Regions from separate parts of the Homo sapiens genome. Here region 1 is linked to region 2. A link is a loop called in an ENCODE intact Hi-C map of the cell type or tissue named here. Cell type or tissue: OCI-LY7. All regions are shown on one strand. Links, peaks and the distances in the headings refer to the core of each region. The heading gives the core; the rest is flanking DNA.

Region 1 (12,022 bases), core at 4,488-9,487, 470 kb before region 2:
GTAGATTGTAATAATTGTGCAGGCAGGGACAGTGTTTTTTTCTTTTTCTCCGATGCCTATCAGAGTGCTTTGATATAAAATGGAATTATTAATGTCCACATCATGTATTTTTTATATTGACCATGTCTCCATGTCTCTATTAAGTGTAAACGTGTTAGTATACCCTTTAAGTGCTGAGAAAATTCAGTTTAGTGTCTTACCCACAGACAAACTGAAGTCCTTTGTTCAGCTGCTTAACTGATCTATATCTAACGTTTTATCTTATCTAGCTGCTGCATGTATTTTTCTGTATTTTTATTGAATTCATACTATATTAAACTCTGCTATAGGAAATTACAACCAAGTTGAGGGAGACTTACATGTTAATATAACAGTTGTAGGTGACATAAGTACAATGGCCAACTGTACATAAGTACAAATGGTCCATGGAGGAAGCGACTGTTTTCATGTCACCACAGTACCTACTGTATATTATTTATTTATTTAAATTCAATTTAAACAAGGTTATGAAAGCTACAGTTATGGCTAAATATAGTTTTAAACATTTATTCATTATCAGTTTCTATCATATAACAGAACATGTGCAACTTTACCATATTTTTAATGTATTACTAATTTCTCAGTTGCCTTTGGAAATTAAGATAATCATGTTTATTACTTAAATTGATGGAGTTGATAATATATCATCACTCAAAATAATTTTTACTTAAATATAGATATTTATCTCACTATATTTTTTGTCCTGACCATGGAATTTGTATTTGTCTGTCTCTCGTTTTATTTTCTTCTATCTCATATTATTCATGGAAAGAGTTTATTTGATTACTATTCAGAAGTACAGATGACAAGGCATATAAATCCAATAAATATTAAAAGACTAAAAATTAAAAATTTGAACTCTCTATGCACATGAAACCTCTTCAATGCATATCTGTGAAAACTCCAATCGCCAAGTGAAATTGCTAATGTTATTAGACAGGAAAATTGATCTAATATTATATATTCTGGTAGGATGCATTACGTTAATAGAACGCTCAGAAAATACTTACATAGCCTGCTCTGAACCTAATTCTCTTAGTATAGAAAATAGGCAGCAAATTATTCTTATAATCCTTGAAAATAAATTCAAAGTTGAAATAAAGTAGTTATCATAAATGACTTCTTATAAAATATATGGGATAGTTTTTTTAGGACAAAATTTTCTAAAACAAACATTTGTTGACAATTTACCATGAATTAAGCATTATGTGACTTAAATAAAGATCTTGTCTCCAGTGAACTCACTATGTATTGGAGAGACCTTATATTAAAATAATAATAATAAATATGGCAAATCCAGTAATAGATATGTGTGTAGAGTACCACTATGGTGGCATCCAACCCAAACTTGAGGTCAGTGAAAGAAGGAATTCTGAATGTGGTAATCTAATTTCTTAGAGTTGTTTGAGAAAGCTAAGAATTGTGGAACATAACAGAATAATAGATAAATGTATAAGTTTAATAGTATAATTGATACATATAATTACTGAAACCATCATGCTGACATAGTTGAATATCATGCCTTAAAAATGAGATAATATGAGCAAGTGAGAAGCAAATTGCTGATGGAGGGGCAAAGTGTATTTGAATAGAAGGACTGAGTATATTGCTGCACTATTGGGATGTTCATTGAAAGTAATGAGAGAGAGAAATAACGAAGAATAAGTTAAAAGATTGAAAAATAGAGGTAAGGCAACACCCAAGATTCTGGCTGATGTTTCAGAGCAGGTATTTACAGGAAACACCAAACTGCAGATGTGAAGGATAATCCTCTATTACACTTAGCTTCTCCAGTATGAAAGTGAATCAGGGAATTTTATAATATTTTTCTCATTTCTGGAATTGTTCATTAGGGAGCCAGTTCTGCCTAACATTGCATCAAATGTCTACCTTGGAAATATGCAACTTATCTCAAGTTTGTAACATATGTAGAATGTATAAGCTTTTTTCATTGACTGGTTTCACAGTAAACACATATACTTAGAGAAAATAATTACGAAAAGTATTACCCAGAAAACAAAATTATAGAAAGGAAGAAACAACCAACTCATAAAAATTATAAACTTATATCTATTTGTAGTCTTAGAGGAGTCTCTGCTCAATAGTGTGGGCCTCATTCCTCAAATTCTGTGTAGCTGTGAAGGAATTTATATCAGTCAAGACTCAGTCTGAGAAACAGAGCCTTTTAGGAGCAGTATGGGAATAAGAGATGTGTTATAGGAATTCAACCTAATACACAATGAAATAAGCTTGAATGAAAGATCTGGAAAGAGAAACTGGAGGATTAGAGAGTCACTAATTAGTCTTCCAAATCACTAGAATAGGGGAGAAGTCTAAGCTTCCTAAAATTCTAAGAAGCCAAGTACATCCAGCCACTGAAGTAGAACCATGAAGCGGGGGCTCATGGAGAGTTCTGCAGGAAGCTACTGCTTCTAGGTGTCAGCTACCTTTGTTGTCCACAGCCAAGCACTGGTTGGTAGTCTAGGGCTTCTTTTAGCAGTGTCAATGGTCAGCATATGATCTGGTTGCACAGTAGAGAATAAGGGCACACTGGCATCCATTGGGTATCTCCGTATCTATCTGTCACCATATATGACCATGGTGACCACCCAAGATTAGGGCTACCACTTCAGTATGCTTTCAAAATTGCATGCAAATTCTTCATGTTTTTTCTTTTGACATACTCTAAACTGGAATCTTATAGTCAAAGGTTTTGTGAGAAATGTAGTTCCCAACTAAACCGAGTTGATAATAACATAATTCAATGCAGTCTACCCTTTTGAGCTTGACATCCACACATGCCTTTAAAAAATACGTTTTGCTTCTAAATAAAGTCAATTGCAAATACTTCTTCTGATTCTCATGTTCAAACTAGTCTCCATACAACAAAAGTATGCCAATTGCTTAGCCAAAACAGGATACACAGTTCATATCACTTTGTACATTTGACTAAGTAACATTCCTTGTATGCTATCCTGTAATGTAAATACCAAGATACAGGGCTAACCATTAATACTATATCTGTGTTAAATATTACTGGAAGTAGATGGGACAAAAATAACTTACATATATGTAAACATATAAATATGAATACATATATAATATACAAATATATTCATGTCAAGACAAAGAAGAAATAGCCATAATTGCAATTGTTCTTGTTTCTGCAACTGGTCATCGTTCACATATAACTTTACAACTTTATTTATAACTTTATTCTTCTGCTGCTTATACTACTTGCCCTTAGCAAACCCCTCATCTTGTTATTGTTGCTTGTCTATGCAGATGACACAAATCTTCATTTCCATGGGGTTTCTGTTATTAGCCATCCTGTCTTGGTTATAATTTTCCATTTACTTTCATCACAGGTCATGGGAGTACTAACTGATACCCCAAAGAAACTCCTGCATTTCAAACCTAGTCTCCCTTACTTGCATTAAGTAGTAGTGGCTCAATTTCTCTTTGAAAGTCATAATCAATCATCCAGGCTAGTAGACTATCACATTTTTTGCCTGTTGATTCACTGTCATCAGGATTCCAAAATGACCAGATGGAAGTTTCAACTTCAAGTTCAATCAGACGATTACATTATCCCCTCAGGAAAATTTTCTATTATTTCTATCCCTTAATACTTGAACCACTGTAGTCATTTTCTATTGCTGCCATAACATATTTCCACAAACTAAAATGCTTAAAATAACATCCATTTAATATCTTACAGTTCTATCTGTAGAAGTCTGACAAGCTTGGTTGAAATCAAGGTGTTGGCAGAGTTGCATTTCCTACTGGAAGTTCTAGGGGTGAATCTGCCTCCAAATGCATTCAGGTTGTTGGCTGAATTCAGTTCCTGTGGTTGTTAAAACTGAAGCCTCCACTTAGTTGCTGGTTATTGCCCATGGCCACTCTTAGTCCTAGAGACCTTTTTCTGGCCCTGACCTGTGTACCTTTACACCTTAAACCAGCAGGTGGATCTAATTCTTCTCACCTTTGAAATCTCTCTGACCTTCTCATTTGTTTCATCTTTCCTGCTTTCCTCTTTTGCCTTCTGCTGCTGCTTTTAAGGTCTCATGTGATTATGCTGGGCTTATTTGGATAATCCAGGATAATCTCCATATTTTAAGGACATTTGATTAATTCCCTTAATTTCATTTGTTAAGTCTTTTCTCAGTAGTGCCCAGAGTAGAGTTTGAATAAGCCTAAGATGGAAATCTTAGAGGGACATCTTTAAAATTTTGAGTACCATAACCACAAACCACAGACCCTATACTGATTGCTGATTTAGAGCATGTTCCACATTCTGGAGAACATTACCCTATCCTGCATGGCATTTTACCTAATTGGCACCATGACTGAGTCCACCATTTTATCACATTGTCTTTGCTGGCTTAGTGCTGTTATTTGTTCCCTACACTCCAGCATTTCTTTATCCCTTTTGCATTCAGATAATTGATTTTGATGGAATATTTCCCCAGGTCACTCTTAGCCAGCAAAGAATAACCGAGCTCTTGAAGAATGTTGGTATTTCCTTCCCCATTGTATTTTGCAAAGCCTTGGTGAAGGGAGTATCGAACTACCCAGAAAATATAGGCAGAAACTGTTAAGTAGATTTCACATGGTAAATCCACTTCAGGATTCTGATCTCCCTGAGACTGGCTACCTTCTTTCACATACCAAGGAAGTTCTAGCATTTCAACTTCATTTTACATTGGCCAACTTTGGGTCTTGGGTTTAGATAACTCACCACTCAAATGGAGATTCTTCTATCTGCTCAAGAAAATACTTTGAATGCAGAACCTCTCATTAGTGCAATCGTATGAATAAATTTGGCCTGATCCAGCCTTATTTCACCATAAACCAATATCTTTAGGCTAATTTCTATACATACCTAGCAAGTTTTTGTTTATACAAATTTTTAACATTTTGACATTATTTTGATGTATGTGGTGCATACTTAAAGGTCACATTTTGTATCTGATCCCTGAGTCCTCCCTGAACTTGAGTCTGGTTATAAGCCTAGAAGGAATGAGATGTATTGAGGGTGTGTCTTAAAGAGGTCAGTATTTCTCTGAAGGGGATTGACATTAGGAAATGTCATACAAGAAGAGAGTAACTTCCTTCGTCAGGAGAGAAAGGGTTGCATCTATTGCAAAAAGAGGCTACAGATGAAGATGAACTGAATATGGAGTCATGGAGTGGAGACAGGGTGGGCCATATCATGTGGTTTGGCTCTGTGTCCCCACCCAAATCTCATCTTGAATTGTAATCCCCACATGTCAAGGGAGGGACCTGATGGGAGATGATGGATCATGGGGTTGGTTTCCCCCATGCTGTTCTCATGATAGTGAGTGAGTTCTTATGAGATCTGATGGTTTAAAAATGTTTGGCAGTTCTCTCTCTCAGTCTCTCTCTCTCTCTCTCTCTCTCTCTCTCCTGCCGCCATGTAAGATGTGCCTTGTCTCCCCTTTGCCTTCCTCCATGATTGTAAGTTTCCCCAGCCATGCAGAACTGTGAGTCAATTAAACCGCTTACCTTTATAAATTACCCAGTCTCAGGCAGTTCTTTATAGCAGTGTGAAAACGGACTAGTACAGCATGTCTGTCTGTCCATCACAACCTCTTTCAACTGCTCTCTCTGACTGCAAAGGTCTTCTAAAAGTAAGAGTCAGTGCTTCACTTCCACCTTCCAAATCTGATACCAGTTAACGTATTGGTCACTTCTAATCTAGAATTGTGGAGGGAAAGAGGTTCTGGAAAAGAGTTTCCAAGTTAACAACATGAAAACATCACAGTCTAGCAGAAGGTCCAAATCTTGGTCTCTGGGCAATCCTTTATAGGCTAGGTAGATTCACGAGGATGCGCTGAAAGAAAAAGTAACAATCTCAATACCCCAACATAAAACTAAACAAGGAAACTCAGGGAGGAGAGTTTCTCTGCTGATGAATCATCATATGGCTCCATAGACTTTAACCTCAACTACGTCCTTGTTTCTCTTTTATTAATTATGCAGAATTAGAACATTGTCACTTAAAAATAATCTTTGACTATGTTTTGGTCACTACACATGTAAGAAAATACTTTCTCAGGTTGTTAACACACATACTATGGTCAGTGCGTCTGGTCTACAGACAGAAGAGGTGGTCTGGGATTGGCTGACACCATATACAACTGCTAAGAGTGCTAAGTTGCTATTTAAGATTAAAATACCCAGTTTAAAATACACACACACACATACACACTCTTTTACTCATGTAAGGCAGCTTATTAGATTGAAAATCAGAATAATTTCCTAGTAGAAAGAGTGATATGTAATTTTAAACATTTTGAATGGCAAATTCCAAGTTTTATCATGTACTGTACATATTTATGTGAGTACTAAGCATCTTGAAACAGGCCTCATCAACTACATCATATGTATCTAACTTGAACATATTACAATACTTGACATATATTAGATAATAAATTATTCTTAGAGGCATGACTGAATAGATGAAATATGGAATCATTAAGGCAGATGAAAGATGAACTCTGTAAGCCTGGAGAGATTTGTTGTTGCAGTTGGTGTTGGTGGTGTTGGTAGTGGTAGTGTAGTGGTTTTTTTTTCTTTCAAACAATACCCATTTTCTCACTCTAGAGATATTCTGGTGAACCACCAGAGCAAGAAAATAACGTTGGAAACTACTGACCCATAGGCATTTTAAGATGATACTTTCTATGTAACATCTTCTTTAACCTTCATACAAAAAGCCCAGGTTTTCTCTGCTCTTGTTAAGGGTATTCAAGATTACCTTAAATTAAGTGGTACCAAATCAGAACTTCCCCTTTTACTAAATATATCTAAATTTCTCTTTGTGAGAAAAATTTTTGATGTGTCTTTTCTATATTTGTTTACTGCGATCTCCTTGTGTAATAACCTTCTACTTTTGACTTTATTTTTATTTTGTAACGTTCTTTTTAAAAATGTTCCAAAGGAGGTTATTTAATTTCTCTGCAGACTGTGGTTTCATACTGTAGCTAATATAAACCAGATACTAGAAAAGATAATAATACATACTGGAGTATAATGATTTAGTGTGCTTTTTCCCCTGTGTTTGCATGTTTGCAAAGATTTAAAGCAGTATTCGCAATGTACTCTTACCCCTTTCATCCATATCTCTTTTCTGCATTCCTTCATTTTTTCATGGAAGGTGTTTTCCTTTTTCTTTAAAACAAGACTTTCCCTGCCACACTGCATACTCTGGAAGAAATTGGGGTTTTCTCTTCTTGTTCATCCTTGCAAGTTTCCCTCTGTACTTTCCAGTTTCCCCTTTCTCGTAGTAATTGTGATGCAGGATGAGCACACCCCTTTCCCGACCTTCTCTCAAATGATTTCTTTAAGCTGCAGTGCACCTTTCTGTGGAAGAGGGGGCTAAGGAGTCACACCCCCACATTCACCTGAAAGATATTAGATGGCTATCTTTACAGTATTGCTGTTGTCATACTTTCAGAAAAAAAAAGCTGTGTACAGATCTTTACTTGAGTCTTTTTGGTCTCGTATAGATGCAAATTAACTTTTCTATTCTGCTTCACTTCAGTGCAACTAGTTACAAGAAGCAGTAATACCACAGTGACCTGATTTCAATAAGTAACTGTGAGCAGGTTAAGTAAACCTGAATAATGACCACTTTGCTCCTTGAAAGATGTCAGTTTTTTAAAATTTTGTAATACTTATGTTAATAACTGCACACATTTTCCCATCATTTTTTAGTAAACTATATAATACTTCACTATTACAGAATGTGCTCTGGTAGTTCATCACTAAAGGAAATATAATTGGAAGCAATTGATTCATTAAACAAAATCCTGTAGGATTCTGAGTCTATGAAGTTTTCCCCCAAAAATAGACTAATATTTGAAGAAGGGCACAGTTGAATGCCTTTGGCTGCAGCAACTTTCTATTTTAAACTTACTAGGTTCTTCGTTTTCTGGTCAGTGTATACTGGTTAGTGTATATCTGTTTGGTTGATGGCAGTAATGTATGTATATATTAGACTGTCTTATTATTTAGTCTTTTGTCCTGCCTTCACTGCTTGCCAAGAACTATTGATTGCATTGCTTATTCCTCATATCTGAAACACTGAGTCATAGCTTTGGTTCCTTGTAAGTAGCCGTTACTTTGTTTGCTTCTTGGGTAGCACACTTCCTCTTATTCTGTACAATATCTTATATGTCAAAATTAGATGACAATGGCATTCCGAAGTAAATACATCATGAGTATTTTTTTCAAACAAATATCTACTAATGTTATATACTATGAACAAGAGAGGCATAGTCTCTTGACATAATCTGTGCTTGTGCACAAGTCATTGACATTTGTGACAGGCTAAAACAAAATATTATATACACTAAAAAACAAATCTAAACATCCTCTTTTTCCTTCTTGTTTGAAATCCAAATCTACAGTTCAAACTTAAGCTGAGAATAACTTATTTCCACTAGTTATACTTTAAGCTGTAGACATATTAATAGGTGGCAGTGATTCTGGGCTAGAGTAAACATAGATAGAGAACAGATAAGTCTTTTAAGATAAACTGAATCACTCTAATAAAATATTAAATAGCACATGTGAATCTCCCCAGATAATTTTTCATTGAAAATTCATAACAAGTTCTGTTGCTTCCTAAAGGCTACCTGAACACATCATGAAAATTCTATAGATCAGAGTGCAATGAAGTAAGAGTAATAACCACTGACTAGAGAAACTTGTAGAATAAATCTATTTAATTGCATATTTAAGATGAGCTTGGCTTCTGTGTGGGGGGAGCAGAGCTGAATGCCCTATCACAAACCCAATAGCGCCAGTGTCAGTGAGCTGTGTGAGTTGTCTCTATGGGTTGTAAATTGGATCCCCTCAGTGACCAGTTAATGTTTTCTGTATTTACGGCAGTATTTCTGTTTTTCACAGCCACCAGGGTACTTTGGCAACATAAAAATTTAAAAATAATTTTTAGCAATCATACCGTGCCAATTTTTTATAGTTAAAGGGGCTCATTTAAATTGGAAAACCTGCTAGTCTGAAATTTTCATCTGAAGGATTACCACCAGCCAGAGCTACTTGTCTGATGAGGGTTTCACATGGCTTATCTAATGTGAAATCTCCCATGTGGTATATAGTTTCATTAAACGGTGATCAAGAATACATTAGTTCAAAACAAGAAAAGGCAATGGAGCTTAATCCGCCAGGCATCTTGGCGCAACAACTTTAAAAGAGTTATTGAAGTGAAACAATTTGAGAATTAAAAGTCTTCCACTTATACAAGACTCCTGTCAAAAGCCTAAAAGTCAGCCTTTCCTTTTTCTGTTCTCTGTTTATATACCACAACAAAAAAAGAGCCCCTGAAACAATATTTTGACTGTTGTAAAGCCAATAAAATGCATATATCGGTGAAATAACCTAATCCTAATTTAAAAACCAGATTTATCAAGATAGAAAAATAAAGTAACTGGTAGATAATGTAGAAATAAATAGAAAAATAAATTCTTTAGAGAAAAAGGTAAGAAACAAGTATTGGTGTGATGTAATAAAAACTGAGATTCATATAGCCTATGTTTATGTTTTAAAAACAATAGTATTAGCTCCTCTTACTTAAGAATTGATCATTAAACCAAACGGTCACATTGCAAATATACTTTTTAAAGAGACATTGGGATATATTTATGATTATATATGAATATAAGACAAATGTTAATGATTTTCCATTTTAATGTATAGAAATTCACAATAATGTTAAATGATTTTAGAGTTACACTTTTTTATATATCTCAGTAATGTATAATAGAGCAATAACTAAATGTAAAATTAATTTGACTTGTCATGTTGACATATATAGTGAGAGACTATGCATACATTCCTTTGATCTAACTAATCATTTTCATCTATTAGCACTTGATGAAAAATGTATTAGCTTATGTCAGGAAATTTCAACTCCCAGCACCAAAGATTTGAAAGATTTCTCAACATGCTTTAGCACACAATATAAAGAGTGAGATTTTAAAAATGTTATTACAAGTATATTTTGAAGAGTTTGAAATTTGTTATATTGAAAGATAGTATAAAAGACAGACTTATAATTTGATTTTTTAAAATGTAATCTTATTGTAGTACTTTAGAAAAATTACAATCATCTGAATTTAAAAGATCAGCTTCTGGAAATATCTGCCACTAAATACTTATTTTTCTACTTGTTATTCAGCTTGGATTTAAAGATACTATAAAGTGCATACTTCCCTACATTTCTCCACCAGTGTATTTCAGCCTTAGTCTTGAAGGAACTGTGTCTAATGGTGTAAAGATATTTCAGGTTATGTATTATTTAATCTGAGTTCTCTTGTGAAAAGTGATATATTCCATGATAAAACTGAGAGTTATAAACATTTTTTAAAATCTCAAACAATATGTGTCAGCTATTTTGCATTTTTTTACCTTTTTCTTGCAAGTCACAATGATACAAAGTAAAAATTTCTTTTATATATAAGCTTCACATTTTGGGGATTTTTTATTGTGGTATAAGGTGCTGTAATTATGATGTTCCCTTATTACACGGTATGGTGTTTGCCACTAAGGAAAAATGTTATAACTTAAGAGATTTTATGATTAGTGACTTTTTTTCTTAATATGTCATTTGCATATACTTCCCTATTTTGTTGTTGTTAGGTAGCCTTTGAAAGAAATTAATAAAGTTTATGTAGTTGGCAGCAAGTATAGCAACACAGAATTTAGGCACTCCCTAAATTCAATCAGAGTTTAGATAAAACACAGACTATATTAATGTATGGGCACTGTTATAACCTCTATTAATATAGTTGAAAGCCGTCAAGCACCACTGATTCTCAGAAACATAAAAAAGTTTGTATTAAAAATCACTGAACAGTACAAAAGTGGGAACAATACATATAAATTAAATTCAACGCTCAACTTTATAAAACACCTTTCTTTATAAAAGATGGCACATGTTTGCATGCATTTCATGTTGTAGTAAATAAAGGTTTTTAACTGGGAGTACTCAGATGCTTATTGTTTATTTGACAATTTATCTTCTTAGGTTAAAAGATTATGAATTTTTACCCAAAACACAAATGTCCTTTTATTTTTATAGTTTTAGGGGGCCCTTTTAAAGGAAGTTAGTATAAGAATGGCAGTATTTACTGTTGTCTGCATTTGAGTGGTTCACAGCTGAGCACTCCTCTTGTGTATTCAGTGACAAATGGCAATCACTTTATCATTTATCTTATGACAAATAGCAGATTCAGCCACAAACTGCTGGCCATAGCAAACTTACAGGATGAAGTTCTTTATTGTTTATGGTTTGTGGGTTGATGTATTCATGCCTTGTTTATTTGTGAAATGCAACAAAAATCAGTAAGCAGGCATGAACAGAAATTTGGCCACGCAATCAATTGTACTTTTTTTCCTCCAGTCTTCCAAGGACCTTACAAGGAAATTCGCTGAACTAGGTCTAAGCTATAAGCTGCCTTTAGAAAAAAAAAGTCATTAGAGGATGCACCAAATTGTGACATTATGCCCTTAAGCCAAAATAACATTGAATGGAGTTCCTACCTCGCATTAACCTCCTGAATAAGGGTCTTAAATTTGATAGCAAGCTATTGTCATAGACAAGTGGCATAGGCCAAGAGTAGAAGGAAATTACCCCATACTTTCACAATTTAAGCAATACATTAAAGTTTTTATTTCTTGTTTTGTATAGCTAAAGGAAATTTGCAAAGCAACTTTGTACAGCAATGTAAATTGTACCTGAATTGCATATACCAACTGTTTTGTGATGGCATATGTTCTTAGGTTTGTTGCTAATGTAGCTTATATAATTGATATATAAGGAAATATTGAAGTAGGTCACATTCTGTGACATGTTTGAGATTAAAATATGTGACACTGGACAATAACAATAGCACATTTTTAAAATTGTAGCAACACATAGACAGAAAAATGT
Region 2 (12,022 bases), core at 3,686-8,685:
TTCTCAGTAGGATGTCAAATGTGGGTTTTGCCCCTTTTTTGTCTCCTGCTGCTATCATTATCTAAGTGTCCAGCGGCATGGAATTGAGGGCATGATTACTGAAGTGCTCAAAAACGGCCAGCCTCAGAGCACTGCCACGCTCCTGGCCCATGTGGGAGTCAACAGCCTTCTCTGTAGAAAACACACTTTGTTGGCAATTGCGCTTTCATCATGCCACTTTGCCATCTCATTATTCTCCCATATTTCCATTTGATGAAACCAACGTGAAGAGGATGATCTTAAAATACATGTGCTACCAAGGGAGAAGAGGAAGACTTATGGAAGAGGAGAGTAATGGCCATTATAAACATGTGAAGAAGCCTGATGGGCCTGGCATTGAAATCATGAAGAAGGTAGAGTATTTTCTTTGCCAATGACTTCTGGTCCAGAGACATTCATTTCGTACTTGTAGTACTGGTGAGATGGCCTTCATCTCAGTGAAAGTCACATCTCTCTGGCTAAGTCATCTACTTGGAAAGCACAGCTTTGTGAAAATTGTGCTTCCTCATGTAACTTCCTGGATGCCTTTTTTATTCTAGTTACTCTTGAAGCATTAGTGTTTGGCCGCATGTCATCCCAAGCCCCCTTCGCATCCTGAACATTCATCCTTGTGACAGCAGCCATAAGAATTGTTGGGTGACCACTAGTCTGAGTTTCCTTCCCAGACTTCTTTCTTGAGGCAGACTACTGTATTTCTGACTGCAAATAGAAACCCAAACATCTCCATTTGGCCTTAAAATTACCTTGCCTTTGAACCCATTCTGTCTTTGTTGTTCTCTGTTGGGAGAAATAGCATCTTCATCTCTCCAACCTGAAATCTTAAGTGTCATCCCTGACCCCTCTTTCTCCTCCAACCCCTTCCTCAACTGACCATAAGCGCTGTCACTATGATCTTCTGTTTCCATTCTCATCCATTTCCTCATCCCATTCTCACTGTCAAGTCTTAGCATATAATCTTTCAATGAATCTTCAGAATGTACAAGATGAAATCCAACTCTTTAGCAGGGCTCCTAAAACCTGCCTTCTCAGATTTACTTTCTGCTCTCTCTCCTATCCCACACATCTTCCTCCAGTTTTTGCTAATACATGCAGACCTCTAAAATGTCCTGCTGACACCCAGGCCAGTGCTCATGCCTCTTCTTTGGTATGGAATGTTTTTCAGTCCTGTTTAATTCTACACACAATTATGCTTTGTGCAGGAATTTTGGATACAAATACGACATGGCCCACATTATTAAGGTCTCCACAATTTTTACAGAAAACATAAATTAGTCAGTTACATATACTACTATTGGCTGAGATTGAAGTAGGTACAGGCTGCGAAGGGAGCACATCCCATTACACCTGGCTACGCACGTCCTTCTGACCAAGCACCCGGGTAACTCCTGAGCCACCTCTGACAAATGCTTGCTATCTCCTCTGTGTTGTCACAGCTCCCTGCCCATAAGTACCTTAGAAAGCTTGTTGTTTTGTGACATAGTTGTTTAAATGTCTGCCTGCCTACACTGAAAGCAAGGATATCGTGCCTTTTGGAAATCTTTTAGCCACTGTGTCAAGCACATGTAGTAATTATTGAATAAATGAATGAATAGTGCCTAAACGACAAGAGCAGCTTAAGCAACCCTAGCTATCATTAAACGGATGACATCAAAGTCAGTTTACCTTCACATCTTATTTATACAGGGATCAATTCAGATGCATTACATCAACTTGTTTGACGTATATAAAATGTTATATAGTGAGGTCTCAAAATGCTCATAGTTGTTAATAATGAGAGAAGTATCCATTCATAAATTCATCCTCATCTTTGACTCATTCGTGAACTTACAAGATATAGACACAGTATACTTCAAGTTCAAAAATTCTAAAGTTTTAAAATGTATTCTTTCCTATGGCCAGTTTTATTAAGTGCCTGCCATTGGTGCACAAAACAGGCATTAGCTTAACATTAGTTGAAAGTGCAGGTTTCCAGCTGGGCGCAGTGGCTTACGCCTATAATCCCAGTGCTTTGGGAGGCCAAGGTGGGCGGATCACCTGAGGTCGGGAGTTTGAGACCAGCCTGACCAACATGGAGAAACCCCGTCTCTACTAAAAATACAAAATTACCCAGGTGTGGTGGCACATGCCTGCAATCCCAGCTACTCGGGAGGCTGAGGCAGGAGAATCACTTGAACTCGGGAGGCAGAGGTTGTGGTGAGCCAAGATTGTGCCATTGCACTCCAGTCTGGGCAACAAGAGTGAAACTCTGTCTCAAAAAAAAAAGAAAGAAAGTTCATGTTCCCATCAAATTATAGCATGATATAGTGAAAATTTTGATGAAAATAGCCGGTACCATTTTTACAAAATGTTTATGGAAGCTAGACTGTGTCAATATTGTGAGTATATCTATACACTTTAAAGATACACAAAGTTTAAAAAGAAGGTAGAGTTTATCATAATAGCTATAAAATGTTGAAACTATTTTTTAAACTCTGATTAGTGTCATAAATCAAAAGATTTATGGAATTTTAAAATGGGCTTTGCTTTCTGTGTAAAAGAAACCCTTAAATTACAATATATGACACCAAATATTAATGGAAATCTGTATGCTGAATTCATTTTGGTGGTAAAATACTACACTTCATCCTAATCTGTTTCTTGGTGCTACTGCCCATTGATGTTTAGTATCTGGGCTCTCTTGCTAATCATAAGCAAGATTAGCTTGCTCAGTATGTCACCTACACATTCAGAACCTTGACTCTTCCAGCTCTAAGTCTGGGGGGAAATATCTCTGCCTACCTCACAGAAGGTGCATGGGAAATTTCACTGTAAACTGGAAAACAACATACAAATGTGATGGATTCTTATTGTGCCAGGAGAAAGAGAATAATGTAAACAGGGCAGAATATGACATTGCATTTTAAATTCAGGAAATTGCTCAGAGTTGGCGAACTCCTGAAAGGTAGGTTGAGATCAGGTGTAAAAGATTATGTGAAAAGCATTTGGATACTATTCTATAGTCAGTGGGGACTCACCAAAAATCTTTGAGCAGAGAAATAACATAATTAAATCTGTGTTTAAAAAGCTAATTTAAGATGAATTGGAAAAGGAGAGATTGGAGGCAGGGTAATCATTTATTGCATAACCCAGAATAGGGATAATAAGGGTCTGATTTACGGCAATAGGTATGAAAACGATGAGACACTAGCAAATACAAAACTCATTTTATAAATAAAGTTAGACATCACTTGGTAACTACTGGGCTGTAGAAGTAAGAGACAGCCTGGCTTGGTTGGCCAAATTGATCTGATGTCTTTGGTCAAAAGATGAAACCAAGAAAATGAACGTTTAGAGGAGGATGGAATGTGGTTAGTCTTCAGTATGTCAAGTCAAAATATCTATATTCATCATACTCAAGACTTGTGCCTGGCACATGATAGGTGTTCAATAAATATTTAGTGAGTGTATTGATGAAGGAAGGAAGAATTAAAGACTGGGAGAGATTCAAGGGAAGTTCTACAGAAAGAACTAGAAAATGTTGATCTATATGACAGACGAGAAAAGAGTAGAAATACCAATTCAGAAGTCAGCATTTAAGCAAATAGCATCATTGAGATCTGGAAGGGGGAAGAGATAGAGAGGAAAGAGGACAAAATACCCAACTCCAAGAAAATAGGATTACGTATGCCCAATCCTTGGCATAGAATAGGGTTCAATAATAATCATTCATTGACTACATGAATGAAGAAATGCATGAGTACCAACTTTTCAGGGGTAGATGAAGAAAGAGCAGCTGGGAGTCTCATAGTAGCCCTTGGTGTTTTCTGAGGCATTTCGTACGAATCATAGACTAATTCTACAGTTCAACATCTGGCTCCCATGAGGATATGTGAATGACATAGTCTAAATTTCAAGCAACCATGAGGAATTTCTTCCCCTTGTCTTTCTCACTTCAACATGCTTTATTTTTGGTTTGACTCATTTACTTAAATCTATCATCAAATTGCACTTGCAACAGATTATTATTTCCATAAGATTTCACATACCACATCAATGACAGGAATTTATAACGTTTTCTCACGTAACTAAAAGTGGGCCAAATAGAATAAAAATATTCATTCCATTCACCTCATTTATTATGGTACAACCAGGTTGACCAGAGGTTTTGGAGCTATTAGTTCAACATCTTGCCCATTATTTGGTAAAGCCCTCCAATTTGGAGAGAGAGGATATTTCAATCTCATTCCGAGTTGGCCTTTCTCTTATAGGCCCAGTCTAGACATCTGTCTAGCAGATGAGGATATTGGGACAAATAAGAATATGTAAATAATAGAAAATTAAAATTAAACTAAAGCTTTTAGGAGTCATAATGTAAAAGGCTTATATCTACAAAAGTCATATTTGAAAAAATAAAAATATAAACTAGGTATAAAACAATGAAAAGGAAAATAATCAATTTTTAAATATCAACTATATGAAATGAAGGTACAAAATTGATTGCCAAAAGTGAAGCAAGCTAGGGCTGGGTGCAGAGGCCCATGCCTGTAATCACAACACTTTGGGAGGCCGAGGTGGGTGGATCACCTGAGGTCAGGAGTTTGAGACCAGCCTGGCCAACATGGCAAAACCCCATCTCTACTCAAACATACAAAAAAAATTAGCTGGGCGTGGTGGCGTGTGCCTACAATCCCAGCTACTCAGGAGGCTGAGGCAGGAGAATCACTTGAACCTGGGTGGCAGAGGTTGCAGTGAGCCGAGATCGTGCCATTGCACTCCAGCCTGGGCGACAAGAGCGAAATTCCACCTCAAAAAAAAAAAGTCAAGCAAGCTAAAATCTTCACAATTTATAATAATTTTAACTTTCATCATTCTGTTCTCTCACCAAAAAAGCCACTGTTTTTTTTACAGCTGATACATGATTGATAATTTGTATTTACCACTGCCCTTTGGCTTTGCCCGCTCTCTGAAGAATTAAATAACAAAAAGACAGGTTGAAAGGAGGTAACTGAAGAAATAATAATATTAGAATAATATATAAACCAGAGCACTGGTCATTGAATAATCACAAGTTGACTATATTTTAAAAATATAGTCATCATTTATCATTATAATCCAAGAAATCTTGTTTCTCAGTTAATAAAAATTTTTCCCATAAAATGACTTCTAAATGTCAGATGAATGTAATTCAAAGAATGAGAACATAAAATTAGTGTCTGTTTTCAGAAGCACCATTAAGGCTTTTTAGTAATTTCACTGACTTTTTAGATTTTCCAATTGAAGATCCACCTATAGACCTTTCTTTCAACTCATTACTGTGTAGTAGAAATAAACTTTGGGCAGCTCTTCTCAGCTCAAGGGCCCTGATGGATTTGAAAACTATTTTCCCCACAAAGGATGATTATACAGATTTGCTACAATCATCTTTGACTATTAGGGATTAGAAAGTCAACTGCTACTTGAGGTGAGGAGCTATAATTCATAAAGGATCTAGGTTAAGATGACAAGAAAGATTAGAAGATAATGTTGAAACTACTTAATCAAAAAAGATCACCCGTATTTAAATATACGTGTATTCCTAAAAATCTGAGAGGGCACTTTAAGGTAAGGTAAAGACTTTTTATCTTTTCAACGTTGTCATTAAAATGTTTGCTCCTAACTTAAAACAATTTATTATATAAAAAAGTGAATTCAATAAAGTAAAGGATAGGTTGAAGCTACTAAAAAAAAAATCATCCGTCGGTAAATACCCATGCATTTATAAAAACCTGAGACACCTCTTTAAGGTAAGGAGGAAGACTTTCTCTTTTAACTTCTCTAAAATGTTTGTCTCTTAAAGCAATTTACCCACTTGGAAAAGTGAATTTAATGTGTTTGTCTCTTCTGTGAAATTATTCCCTGAAACTCAAAGAAAACCATATCATTTTTCCACACACATATACACCCTATATAGAAATGTAAGTTTATATTGAAACATGGATCAAAGTTGCTTATAGACTAAAGGGCAGAGCTAAATTCTAGCTCATTACATCTCTGCTATGTCAACACCATGGGACTTATCTGCAGATTTTTCAAGATATTGAAAAATCTGACCTATTTTTAAAAATCTATCTTTAACAATATTAGCATAGGGTATGCCTGCTAGGTGTCTGTACATATGAGTTTCTAAAGGAGAAACTACTTTATAGTGCCTTCAGGACTCATGTATGAAATTCAAAAATAGGTTGCTGTGAAAGGTTGAAATAGATTTTGGTCCAGCTCAAATATTTGGTATACTAAGGAAGAGTAGAGTCAAGAAAATAATATTGACATTCTCCAACTCAGTGTAATCTGCATCAAAAGAAAAAAAAAAAAGGACCACCAGAGTTTTAAAAGAGAGGCCCTTAATTTTGGCCTTACTGTTGTAAGTTTTCCTCTTTGTTTTTGTTGGCCTTGGAGTCCTGTACCTGAGCATAGTTCTTGATGTTTTTTCTGGAGGGTGAGCAAAGAACAGTGTACACCATCTAGTGGCTCAGTTCAAAATTGCTGCAGTTAACGAAAGGCGAGTTTGAACAGGAAGCAGCAACGGGTGTTTGCAACCATGGGAATTAACAGACTTCATTCTTCCTTCAACATTTCTCCAAGAGGCTGAGAAACGCTGAAGTAGTTGCCATGAATTCCAGAGAGAAGCTCTCACAGTACACAAAAAGATTCAATCTAGGAAGTTAATTTAAATAGCCCACAGTTAAAATCCTACTTTATTTCAACTATGTATCTATAATTACTCTGCTTTAATGAGAACTTTTTACTTGCCTTCTTAGTACCAGAATTAATATTACTACTGTAATACTTTGTTCTATCAGGAAGTGGGCAACTTGGATGAAAGAGGAAATGGGTTCCATTTGTGATCATATGCTAAATGAATTGCTTCTTTAAATAATCACCAAAGCTGTGGTCGCCAGCCTATAAACTCATAGAGAGCCATGGAGCTAACACACAAGGAGTTCCTGAATCCACAATCAGAGGCACATTCTCTATAAATTGAATGCATAATATCTTCTATATACACTGGGTTCACCACTGCAGTTCAAATGCAATTAGTAAATTGCATTTGTAAATTGCAATTTGTAATTTTAGTAAATTTAGTAAATTTGTAAATTTACTAAAATTTAGTAAAAAAGCATTACTAAATTATCAATAATTTACTTGTTACATAATTTTCATCAACAAATATTAGTATATCACTCTCATGCAGGAACATGCAAAAATATGTTTATTTATATGTAAATTTTATCAAAGGTAGATTTTTAAAAGAAATTTAATGGTGTTGATTTCTGCAGTCCCACTTCTAGGAATTTACTCTTAGAAAATAATTATTTGCATGTTCCAAGATATTCATTTCAGTGTTGTTTATAACAGCAAAAACAAAGAACCAAAATTAAGTGTTTTACAATTAGAAATCATTGAATAAATATTAGTTTAGCCATACCAAAAGAAATATCATACTACTATTAAAAACTATTAATGAACATCTACATTTATTAAAATGAAAATAGCTTACCATATATTTAGGTGAAAACAGCATATTACAAAAGCATATACACCATAATTCATGTTTACATATTAGTGAGTGAGCAAAGAAAAATGTCTAAAGGTTGTTATTTTCTTTATAATACAGATGGGGTCTCCCTATGTTGCCCAGGCTGGTCTCAAACTCCTGGGCTCAAGGGATTCTCCCACCTCAGCTTCCCAAAGTGCTGGGATTATGGGTGTGAGCCACCATGACCGCCTAAAAGATATTTTTTATCCCAAGAGAAATAAGTCATTTATTTTACAAAGCATAATAGAAAGAGAGGAGTCAGGATGAGCCCAAGGCTTTTGTCCTGAGCAAGTTGAAGGATAGAGTTGACAGTGGCTTAGGTGGGAAGGGGAATATTTGGAGAGAAAAGCCAGGGGTTCGTTTGGGGGCACTGGTAAGTTGAAGAGCCTATATGATACCCAAGTGGGGTTAGATTGAGGGTTTTAAAGTCATATTCTGGGGTTAACTTTATTAACTTTTTCTGTAAGGAGGAGGACAGTAGATATTTTAGGCTTTGCATCTCATTAGGTCTCTGCTCCAACTATTCAACTCTGCAGTTGTGGCACAAAAGCAGCATAAACTGTTGGGAGTGGCCATGTTCCAATAAAACTTTATTAACAAAAACAAAGTATTAAGTGTGGATGGAGGTGAGAAAGATTTAAAAGCAAGCTCTTGGAGCATGCTGGCTTACAGATTGAGGAGATGAAGAGCAACCAGCAAGGAGTATGAGCATGGAGCAGCCAATCAGGTAAAAGGAGGATCCAGAGAAAATGATCTCCTGGAAGGACACATTTGAAGGCGTGATCTACTAGGTCAAATGTTTCAGGTACATGATATGAGATGAGCATCGAGAAGTGACATTAGATTTAGCAACATGAAGGTTAATTTAACAACATTGTGTCCATGGAATTATGAAACTAAAAACCTAACTGGAACAGGTTGAAGTGAAAATGGGAACAGAAACCCTAGAAATCTTGAGCAAAGACAACTTTTTTGAGGACTGTTTATATAAAGGGAAAAAGAGACATGGGATAGGTAGAAAGAAGAGGATATTGATTCAAGAGATGTCTTTTTTAAAAGTGACCAATATAGCAGCATGTTTCCCTGCTGATAGGAGAGATCTCATAAAGAGGGGAAAATTAATGACGCAAGACATAATAAAATTGCTGGAAGAAATATCCTTGAGTATTTGAGAGGACCTAGTACACAAATAGAGAGCTTGACTTTAGAAATGAGCATGGAAGGTCCATCCAGGCTAACAAAAGGAAGGCACAGTACAGGTCTACTGATGCAGGTAATTTGGTAGGTATGAGGCAGGGAAGCTGTGGGAATTCTTTTCTAAATGTTTATATTTTCTTAGTGAAATAGAAAACAAGGTTATCAGCTAAAAGTAAATCAGGGAGCAGATGTTAGAGAGTTGAGGAGAAAGAACAAATGTGAAATAGTCATTTAGGACAAAGGTGGGCAAACTTTTTCTGTAAGGGCAAGATAGTAAATATTTTAGACTTTGCAGATCATTAGATCTCTGCTGCAACTATTCAACTCTGTGGTTGTGGCACAGAAGCAGCCAGAGACAATACATAAATTGTTGGAAGTGGCTGTGTTCCAATAAAACTTTATTAACAAAAACAAATGGTGGGCCAGTTTAGGCCCATTAGCCCCTCGATCTGAGAGAATAGGATAATTAATGGTCTAAGAAAACATAATAGGAATTTCAGGCAACAATAACATGAATGTAAAATGAGGCTTATTCACATAGCGATGTAAATTTATCTAGTCACATTCAGCTCTGTGGGTTTTCACATGGGGCTGAATATAGACAAGATTTGGTTCAGCTATACAACTACGAAGGATAAAGCAAGAGGCAAGAGAGTTGAGTGTGTATGCCAGGAAATTACTGCAAAGATGAGCTATGAAAACTAAGCTGAATCAGGAGGGAATAAAGATATGATGGTATGATGTATGAGGAACAGTGAAAAAGAGTCAGGCTTAATGGATTTAGGCCTTGCTACTAGCCCTTGATGCTCAGATACTCTTCCTGAGGGAAGAGGACAGTTCATTAACTACTTTATTAAAGAGTAAGAGATAAATTGTGATTCAAACTTGTTGAGTGACTGCATAGAGCAGCCAACGTTTTGCAGGTAAGAGTGATGTTACTCCCCATTTTGTCACCAGGAAAATGAGAATCCAAATCTATTGAGAAGTAGTGTTTGAATAGATTTGTACTGTAAACACAATACCATTGAATAGATTTGTATTGAATAGGTTGTATTGTAAACAGTCTTGTTTATAATAATATCTAGTTTCTCAGTTATTAAAATTACTCCTTTTCTTCCTCTTTTTATTACATAAAAATGTTCTTGCCTACTCCTTCTCCCCAAATGCTACATATACCCACTGTCACGTGCCAATTAATGGTCTTTTTCTTTTGCTGTCCCCCATTTTCTTTGCCTCTTAGCTTTTACATGTAGCTGTGCTTTACTTTTTATGGGCTGTGACTTGAAGAGGTTTATACTCTTCCTATTTTTTCCTTAAAGACCTTTCTTTTGTTGGATTTCCACACTTTGAGATGATGGCTTTTTTATTTTGGCAGATTCTGCACTGGTGATAAATGTTACCAAGATCTAAGGAGGGGCCCTATTTGCTGTTCACACAGTTCAGGCTTTACTCCCCTTCTTAAACTCTTCCAGGCCTTTCTACTGAGAGCAGTAGAGTTTGTGGAATTCAGGGACCTCCACCATCTTGGCTCTTGTTTTCTTCCACTTTACATCCCATTGCTCCTTACACCTCCACTACACGCCAGCCAACTGTTAGGCACCCAAAGGTGCCTAACAGTTCAACAGCCACCATGCCTTTGTGACACAGATGGCATTGATGGGACCTCCCTGAACCCCTCTCCATCTGTCCATTTCTCACCCTTCCTTCAGTGGCCCAACACAAATCCACCTGTAGTTATTTTCCAAGACAACTGAAAAAAGCAATTACTCTTCTCATGCCTCATCTTTTTCTGTACTTTGGACCTCTATTACATCATTAACTACAGTCCGTTTTATGTTACATTTACATGTGTATATAAATTATCCCTCTCTGGGACATGTGCTCCTGGCAGAGATGCTTACATTCTTTTCTGTTTCATATACAGCACATAGTAGGTGTCTGATATAAGTTAGTTAAAAATTAAATGAAATCCCTTATCCTTCTCATGCAAATGTCAGTTGTTAGCTAGTAAGTGTAAACCAATGTAACTCTTAAAAATATGGGTACTCGTTTCACTTCATCCTATCCACATGTCCAGATATCATCATCTTCTGGAAACCACACATTCTTGCCTCCCTATAACTCAAAATAGTATTTTGATTCAGTTCTGTAGTAAATCCATACTTCAACAATTGCAAACTTTTGTTAAGTCATTAGCATCTCAAAGAAACTTTGTTTATTTGGAGATGTTTTGCTTGGAGAATATTTGTGAAGAAACTAGAGAAAGGGGACAACGAAAGAACAACCTTTTACAGTTTGTTTGTAATGAGGCTTGTACTTTACATAAGTTATCCAATTCAACTGAATTCTCACAATAGCTCTGTGAGGTAGATATTATAATCAACATTTTACTGATGAAGAAAACCAAGGCTCCTAAACTGACACAGTTAAATGATATCAAACCTGGTTTGTATGACAATATACTGTCTTCCATTTTAAAAAGCAAATTGTACATAAATCTGTAATACTGAACCAAGTAGCTAAACCTACATACTTATTTAATTACCTTTTCACCTTAACCAAATTGTTTCACTTTCTCTATTTAAAATTTCAAAGTATTGTTTGCAAATAACAGAACTCCAATTCTATATCACTTTAAACTATTTTGTCTTTAATTTAACAAACACTTATTGGGCATCCACTATGTGCAAAGCATTTTTCTACACATTAGAATTTCAGTGGTGAGCAAGACAATCCTTGTCTTACCTATGCAGTTAGTACACTAGCATAGAAATAAATCACTTGAGGCCAGGAGTTCAAGACCAGCCTGGGCAACATAGCAAGATTCCATCCCTACAAAATATTTAAAAATTACCCAGATATGATGGCACACACCTATAGTCCTAGCAACTTGGGAAGGCTGAGGGGGGAGGATCCCTTGTGCCCAGGAGTTGGAGGCTGCTGTGAGATATGATCACATCACTGCACTCTAGCTTGGGTGACAAAATGAGACCCTGTCTTTAAAAAAAAAAAAATTCTAAAGGTAGGCATTATCAAGTGTTATCACAAAAGAAGGGTAAGGGAGCAGAGAATGATAGGGAAGGGCTTTCTAAATGGCACTGTCAGGAAAGGTCTCTCTTCCAGCAGACACCTGACTTAAATGATGGAGTGAACCATGAGAATATTCAAAGGAAAAACATGTCAGAGGCAGAGAGAAGAGCAGATGCAAAGGCCTGACACAGGAACATGTTT

The links. Hi-C counts contacts between places; a loop is a spot of excess contacts. Peaks named below come from ENCODE experiments on the same cell type or tissue, not always from the same donor. Only the 100,000 strongest peaks of a DNase experiment are listed, where the experiment ranks them.
Region 1: it touches region 2 in a loop (6-fold over the local background); 2 of 110 quality-filtered maps call a loop at or near these places.

What each region holds. Positions count from the first base shown.
Region 1 is chr18:33,180,534-33,192,555 of GRCh38, reverse strand. All of the region lies in intron 20 of CCDC178 (coiled-coil domain containing 178), which reads left to right. Among named protein-coding and RNA genes, the nearest start is that of CCDC178, 250 kb to the left of the region's middle. In OCI-LY7, for the core only: a CTCF peak has its summit at 7,480; no DNase peak of the experiment used is centred there.
Region 2 is chr18:32,709,235-32,721,256 of GRCh38, reverse strand. All of the region lies in intron 3 of KLHL14 (kelch like family member 14), which reads left to right. The region is part of intron 2 of LOC112268208 (a long non-coding RNA gene); the gene reads right to left. Among named protein-coding and RNA genes, the nearest start is that of KLHL14, 58 kb to the left of the region's middle. In OCI-LY7, for the core only: a CTCF peak has its summit at 6,510 (motif pointing left); a DNase peak (open chromatin) is centred at 6,526.